2 separate regions of the Homo sapiens genome follow, and region 2 is linked to region 1. Evidence: chromatin contacts called from ENCODE Hi-C or POLR2A ChIA-PET data. All regions are on one chromosome and are shown on one strand. The core of a region is the stretch at or near the end of the contact, and the rest is flanking DNA. Distances in the headings are between cores, read along the strand shown.

Region 1 (3,715 bases), core at 1,090-3,589:
CTAAAAAACATTCCTATGGGGATTCTCAAATTTTTAAGGAAAACCCCAAAAGTCAAGCCATTGTCAAACACTACCTTTTTAAACTATCAATTATGAAAAGGTATTGCCCAAACTAATGACATAGCATGTCTTCAGGGAAGAAACACATTTTTGTGCAGCAGTGTGATCGTAGCTCACTGCAGCCTCGAACTCTTGGGCTCAAGTGATCCTTCCACCTCAGCCTCCCGAGTAGCTGGAACTACAGGTGTGTGCCACCACGTTTGGCTTTTTTTTATTTCTTATATTTTGTAGAGACAGGGTCTTAATATGTTGCCCAGGCTGGTCATGAACTCCTGGCCTGATGCTATCCTCCCTCCTCGGCCTCCGTAAGTGTTGGGATTACTGGTGTGAATCACAGGGCCCAGCCCAAAAAAACATTTTGTTATAATAGTCATTTAAATAAAAGACAAATTTTGTTTACTTTTAGCTGTTTTAAAGGTCATCTGAGATGTATGTTACTTACAGTAAAATGACCTGCTGATTAATGCCTACTGCATGCATATCTGTGAGACTTTTTCTATTTAAATGTTATCTTTTTCCTATTTTTAATGATTGTAAGTTTTTTTTCTCTTCTTTTCAACTTTTCCTTTTCTAATTTTGCCCCCACTCCCTCTTGTATTCCTCAATTCATTCTGTTTTTAGGATCACCAGTTAATTCTATTTGAGAAAATATTTTTAGTTTCTTATGTTGCTCATCAATAATCCCAAGCAATAGTCTGACACTTTTTAACCTTATGAATAAATACCTATCAGAGTAATACTATTTCCTTCTGCTGCAGAAACCTCACAGTTCTTAGAGCCCAGTGTGTCTAAATCCCCAAACAGCTGCCCCAACAGAAGCCAAGCCCTAGGCTGGCAGCTGCCTCTCCAATATTCCTTCTGCTTTTTGTTATGATTTCCAATGAGTCAACAGGAAGGTATTCTGAGTAAAGAAGAAATAGAGCTTTTAGACAGGCCTCTCCTCCTCCCACAACCCCAAAAATACAGTTCTTGCCAAATGATCCAAAGCAATTTCCAATCCAATTTGCCACTCCTGTCTGTATGAGGTAACTCTTTAACAAACAAGAAAGTGGTAGGAAGGAACACCTTTCTAAGCTGAATTCAAAGCAGATACCAGGTTATGAAGAAGGGAAGCAATTAGGAAGGGTCCAACAAGCTAGTTAGACACAAAAATACATAAGACAACTGGAGACTTTCCCTCAGGTGGCAGGTGGAAGAGACTCCAAAATAAGTGGCAGGAAATTGATGGAGTTCCCTCACTGACTTGAAAACTACACAAGTTACTTAATGTCTCTGGGCACCAGTTAAAGAGGTTAGACTTAAATGTTGCCACTTCAGCATCTGCAGAAGTTAAGAGCACCAGCTTTGGTGTCACAAACCTGGGCTTGAATTCCAATATATGACCTTGGGAAAAGTGTTATCAACTCTATTTTTTTCCCTCTTTAAAATAAAAATAATGCCTATCTCACAATAATGTAATATGTAAATTTCATCATCATTCTGCTTAATTAACAGTAGTTACTACTGTTGTCATTATTTTTAGAACCAGAAGTATAGCAGCAGCAGACTAACATGGCAGTTAAGAGAAAGGACTTCAGAGTTCTTGCCAAACCTGAAATCTGGATCAACCACTTATTAGATGAATGAGTTAACCTCTCTGAGCTTTGCTTTCTTATCTGTTAAATGTAGATAATAAGCACCTCACAGGGCTTCAAGAATAGCTAATTAGATAAAGCATATAAAGTGCTTAGCACAGTGCCTTGCATGTAGAAAGTATGCAATAAACGGTACTAATCATGACAATGAGGAAGAGGGGGAGAGGCAAGGGGAATACACTGACTTTGGGACAGACAGAAAATATTTTAGATTATGACTGCCTTGCAAATTGCAGGTTTTTGGTTTTTTGTTTTGGGGGATTATTTTGGCTTTCCTTTAGCTGCCTTAAAGTACTGAGGTTTCTAGAATAAAATGCCTTATTGAAATAACTAATTCTTCCCAACATACAACTATTTTTTTAAAAAATTTTAACCCAACATTCAAACTTCAGCAAGTAAACTCTTACTCTTCAAAATAAACCATTAACCAGATCTTTCTTAAACATTAATATGTTTAAGATTTTTTTAATTCACGCACTGTCAAACCACAGAGATCAATCAGATTGCTAGGAGACTTCAGGAGAAAAATTAAGGAGCAGAGCCCTGATTTGATCCGGTAGGCCACAGGCCCTCCAGGTTCCACTGGCACTTCACTCGGCTAACTCAACGATATGGTCTCTAGGCAACCAAGTCCTGAGTTAAGCAAACAACCACAGTAATATGAATCACTTCCGGATGTTCTCACTTTGCCTACCAGCGCTTTCTTACACAAATACTTCTTGTCAAGGGGTTTATTTAGCACCAGCTAGAAACAACCAAGAGTCCATCAGATACCACAAGGCTTAAAAATGTCCAAAACAGGTTCCACTACCAACTGGTATCCCCAGATGTGACACTGTGAAGCAGAAGGAATTGTACAGCAATCAGAGGCAGGTCACCACACTAAGCCGGAAAATGAAATTCCTAGAACATGCCAACTTGGGTCCTCAAATGTATTTTTACTATTTTGTCATTAGGGACATTAAAATATATAAAAACAGTTGCTCTGACCTGTAAGACCAGAAGAAATACATGCCAAATGAGGTCAAACTAACGGGCCACACTTAGCCCAGCCAGATTTTTTCCCCAACCTTGACTGGTGGACAATCCATACACTCAGCTGCCCGATTAACACTGGTTTTTCATGGCCACATCTATTTCAACACCTACGGATTATAAAGGGAAGTGGTAAACTATGTAACCCAACTATCTTGGCTACCTGCTCCTTTTTTTCACCTTGAAAGGATCTTTTGTGCCACACTCTTCTTCATGAACTAAAAAGAGATCATTTAAGCTATTAACAAGAATGGAGACGGAAAAGGAATTAATTAAAAATATAAACTACAATAGGACAAAGCAACTACCATTAACAGAACCAAGGAAAAAATATCAAGACTGTAGAAAATCAAGTCAGTGCAACAAAAGATGTATGTGAGACACATACCTAGAACGCTTATTTAACGTAAACAAAATGAAGAAGAGCCATAAAATAGACTACACAGATCTAACTAATCACCACAGGCATAATGGACAATTTCCTAAAGCTAAAATAAACAAACAAGAGACATTATAAACCAAGAAGAGTCTCCACATTGCAGGCAAAATTGCTAAGCCAATAGCAACCCTAACATGTTAACTGGGGAAATGTTTATACCTCAAGGAACAACAATTCTACAAATTTCAAGTCACGAAAAAAGGAAAAAAAAATCAAGTTACTTGTCATAGAGTTAAAATTAAGCTAGCTTCAGATGTTGTTTCTCAATGATAAGAAGTATAACAAAGTCATATATATTTTTCTCAAAAAAATGAAATATGGTTCACCATAATTTAAAAGTCCAGAACTAGAAATATATATATACATAATATTTGACAAAACAGACATGAATTGCTAATAGGTAATAAACAGCTGGTTTTTAAAGGATATTAGAGGCCTGTAATTCCATCACTTTGGGAGGCTGAGGCAGGAGGATCACCTAAGGCCAGAAGTTCGGGATAAGTTCCCCTTACAATCAACATTACAAGACCCCATCTCTACAAATATA
Region 2 (4,119 bases), core at 192-2,691, 620 kb before region 1:
ACATATCACTGCACTCCAGCCTGGGTGATAGATAAAGCCAGACCTTGTCTCAAAAAAAAAAAAAGAAAAGAAAAAACAAACGGTGTCTCACTCTGTTGCCCAGGCTGGGGTGCTGTAGCATGATCGTAGCGCACTGCAGCCTCAAACTCCTGGGCTCAAGTGATCCTCCTGCCTCAGCCTCCCAAGTATCGAGATTAAAGGTGCCCACCACCATGCCTGGCTATTTTTTATGTGTTGTAGTTGACCAATCTTATCTCAAACTCCTGGCCTCAAGCAACCCCCCGACCCCGACCTGGACCTCCCAAAGTGGTGGGAATTAGAGACATGAACCATTACTCCTGGCCAAATTATTTCACCTGTAAAAACTTCAGTATGTATCTCAAAGAGATAAGGACTTGTTTTTAACAGAAATACAAGCCTGTATGACATAGAAATACAAAAAATAATAATAACATAGAAATACAATACCTGGCCCAACGTTGTGGCTCACGCCTGTAATCCCAGCACTTTGGGAGGCCAAGGCAGGCGGATCACTTGAGGTCAGGAGTTCGAGATCAGCCTGGCCAACATAATGAAACCCCGTCTCTACCAAAAATACAAAAATTAGCCGGGCATGGTGGCACTCGCCTGTAATCCCAGTCTACTCGGGAGACTGAGGCAGGAGAATCTCTTGAACCTGGGGCGGCAGGGGGGTTGTGGCGCGGAGCTTGCAGTGAGCCGAGCTCCTCCACTAGGCAAAAGGGCGAGACTCTGTCAGGAAAAAAAAGAGAAGAAAAGAAATACAATACCCGAAAAGTTTTAGTAATTCCTTAAATCAGTTATCTTTGAATTATTATCCAAAAAAGATCCACACATTGAAACATTTTGTTGATACATCTCTTAAATCTCTTTTATTCTGAAGTGTTTTCCCCTCCCACATTTCCCACTTTGCCATTTTTTTGAAGACGACAGATCATTTGTCCCATATAATTTCCTACATTTTGGATATGGTTGATTTCATACCTTTGGTGTCTTAACATATTCCTGCTAATCTCTATATAGCCTATAAACTGGTAGTTAGATCTTGAGGCTTGATTAGGTTCAATTTTTGGCAATAGGTGATGCTCTGTATTTCCTATGCATCTCACCAGGAAATGATATGATGGTATGATTGATCAGAGTTGAGGTATTGTTAGCTAGCCTGATGCATTCATTATGTCTTTTTTTTTTTTTTTTTTTTTTTTTTTGAGGCAAGGTCTAGCTTTGTTGCCCAGGCTGGGGTGCAGTAGCGCGATCGCAGTTCACTGCAACCTCCGCCTCCCTGACTCGAGCGATTCTCCCACCTCAGCCTCTGGAGTGCTGCGACCCCAGGCGCCGCCACCTAATTAATAGACGCGTTGCCTCCGTTTTTCAAATGTCCCTTTCAGGACGCCGTCCCCTTCCTGGTACGCGAAGCGCTGGGAGCGAAAGGGACTTCCGGGAGATCTAGGAAGTCGCTTCTTTTTCTGGTAGAAGGCGGGGTTCTCCTCGTACGCTGCGGAGTCTCTGCGGGGTGTAGACCGGAATCCTGCTGACGGGCAGAGTGGATCAGGGAGGGAGGGTCGAGACACGGTGGCTGCAGGTCTGAGACAAGGCTGCTCCGAGGTAGTAGCTCTCTTGCCTGGAGGTGGCCATTCATTCCTGGAGTGCTGCTGAGGAGCGAGGGCCCATCTGGGGTCTCTGGAAGTCGGTGCCCAGGCCTGAAGGATAGCCCCCCTTGCGCTTCCCTGGGCTGCGGCCGGCCTTCTCAGAACGAAGGGCGTCCTTCCACCCCGCGGCGCAGGTGACCGCTGCCATGGCTTTTCCCCATCGGCCGGACGCCCCTGAGCTGCCTGACTTCTCCATGCTGAAGAGGCTGGCTCGAGACCAGCTCATCTATCTGCTGGAGCAGGTCAGTGCTTGCCTGACGCCTTTATCGCATCTACAGTTTAGCACTCATTGGATGCACATTTCTTCCTTGCCGTGCCCCTTTGATCTTGTTCTTGGCCCCTGGTATTGTCCTTGGCGCTTCCCCAGCAGGTCCAGAATGAATCCAGGGAGTAGTAAGAGCTGTTTGGAACCTGGCCAGAGAGTTAATGGAAATCACCCCCCAACCCCGCATACAGGCAAGGGAGACACCATTAGTGCCAGGCATCCCTAGGGACGGAAAGATGGTTAAGACATCTTTGCCATTAGGGATCTTACCACTCCAGTAGGAGCTGTATGAAGCACAAATTATCACACACAGGTGGTAAATGAGTGATAGAGCTAGTGTACCCGAAGAGTTCACAGTAAGTGATCATTTCTAGTTGGGGTGATGATCTAGGAGCTTCAAGGAAGTGAGTGTGAGTAATAAGCATATTTTCTTTGGAGACTAAGCATGCTCCAGGCAGATAGATTGGTAGGAGCAAAGTTGGCAAACCAGGGAAAGACAAGGCATGTAAGGGAAGACACCCATCAGCAGTTACACAGTAGCCACTGAAAAAAATTTTTTTTCCATTTGTGGCATGAGACAATACTTGATGATTCTAATAGTGATGTGTGTGGTGGCGTAAATGGGCAACAAGAAGGCCAGTTAGGAGACCGTAGATCAGACAAGAAATAAAGGCCCACACAAAATTGGTAGCAGTGGGAATGAAGGAAAGTGATGGATTTTTAAGTTATGGTGAAAGAAAACTCAAAGACTTACTGATTGGTTATAAATGTTGAAGGAGAAGCAAAAATGAGTGAGATTTTTAACCTGGGTTATTAGGAAAATAATACTGCCACTGTGATTTTAATGGATTACTTGTGTAATCATTTAGTTATTCATTTTATGTCTGTATTCCTCATTAGACTGGAAGGTGGGCAGGGATCATGTTTGTTTTGTTCAACACTACCTAGTGAGTACCTAGCTTAGAGTCAAGCACACACCATGTGCTTAATAAATATTTGTTGTATTAACATTGAATAGAAATGAGAAAAATAATTAGAAAAAGGAACAGGTTTGATGGGGGAAGTTGATTTGTTTGGGTTTGGATGGGGGAAGTTAAGATGCCCGTAAGAAATATAGCTTGTAACATCCAGCAGATAGAAATGTAGAACTGCAGCTGCATTGTGAGGACTGGAAGGAAGATGGATCAAGATGAGAACTGCAGGGCATCTTAGACCAGATTTTATTTCTATTTTATTTTATTTATTTTTTTGAGACACAGTCTCACTCCGTTGCCCAGGCTGGAGTGCAGTGGCGCGATCTTGGCTAACTGCAACCTCCACCTCCCGGGTTCAGGCGATTCTTCTGCCTCAGCCTCCCCAGTAGTTGGGATTACAGGCGCACGCTAGCCCACCTGGCTAATGTTTGTATTTTTAGTAGAGATAGGGTTTCACCATGTTGGCCAGGCTGGTCTCAAACTCCTGACCTCAGGTAATCTGCCCGTCCCAGCCTCCCAAAGTGCTGGGATTATAGGCTTGAGCTACCACTCCCGGCTTCTTTCTCTTTAATACTTAGTGCTTGCACAGTGACATGCACATAAAAGACTTGCAACAATGTCTGAAGAATTTAAAAGAGGTGCTAGTTAAAGCCACTAGTTCAGGTGAGATCAAGTAGAGGAGACCAAGAAGAGAAACTTGAGCCCACTGGGTGATTCAGCATGGCCAAAGTGGATTTCCAGGCAATAACGTCCTCTCCTAACTAACTTCTGACTTAATTTTTGTTAATGTGCACTGCTATTCAGCTTGAAATATCAGAATCATCTTTGCCTCTCCTTCACCCTGATACTTAACTGAACCAGTTGCTGAGTTCCATGGATACTTCTTTACACATAACTTTTTTATGGTGATTATAAAATAACACTTGCACATTATAGAAAATGTAAGAAGATTAAGGAAAGTAAAAAGGAAAAGAAAACTACTTATAGCCCTACCATAAGTTATAAACACTACTAACACTGTTAATTTCTTTCAAGTATTAAAAAAAATATTAGGCTGGGTGCGGTGGCTCATGCCTGTAATCCCAGCACTTTGGGAGGCCAAGGCAGGCAGATCACCTGAGGTTGGGAGTTCGAGACCAGCCTGACCAACATGGAGAAACCCCATCTCTATTAAAAATACAAAATTAGCTGGGCATAGTGGCCCATGCTTGTA

What was found. A loop is a pair of places that touch in the nucleus more often than their neighbours do. ChIA-PET counts read pairs that join two places held with the same protein, here RNA polymerase II (POLR2A).
Region 2: a map of OCI-LY7 shows a loop between it and region 1 (4-fold over the local background). The contact joins the promoter of VPS33B-DT here to the enhancer-like site in region 1. A Hi-C loop is called at or near these places in 1 of 168 maps with a recorded cell type or tissue (OCI-LY7). POLR2A ChIA-PET finds 5 or more read pairs at or near these places in 2 of 52 experiments (activated naive CD4-positive, alpha-beta T cell and naive thymus-derived CD4-positive, alpha-beta T cell).

What each region holds. Positions count from the first base shown.
Region 1 is chr15:90,399,680-90,403,394 of GRCh38, reverse strand. All of the region lies in intron 2 of IQGAP1 (IQ motif containing GTPase activating protein 1), which reads right to left. Among named protein-coding and RNA genes, the nearest start is that of IQGAP1, 13 kb to the right of the region's middle. Within about 2 kb of position 2,339, at least 35 of the 41 ENCODE cell types and tissues checked have a DNase peak (open chromatin) inside an H3K27ac peak, as active enhancers do.
Region 2 is chr15:91,019,944-91,024,062 of GRCh38, reverse strand. VPS33B-DT (VPS33B divergent transcript) reads right to left here and starts at 1,441. Exons shown (of 4, transcript NR_110104.1): 1 at 1,323-1,441; 2 at 92-750. VPS33B (VPS33B late endosome and lysosome associated) reads left to right here and starts at 1,469. Exons shown (of 23, transcript NM_018668.5): 1 at 1,469-1,909. The coding sequence starts at 1,814. RefSeq lists enhancers at 1,505-1,914, 1,769-2,385.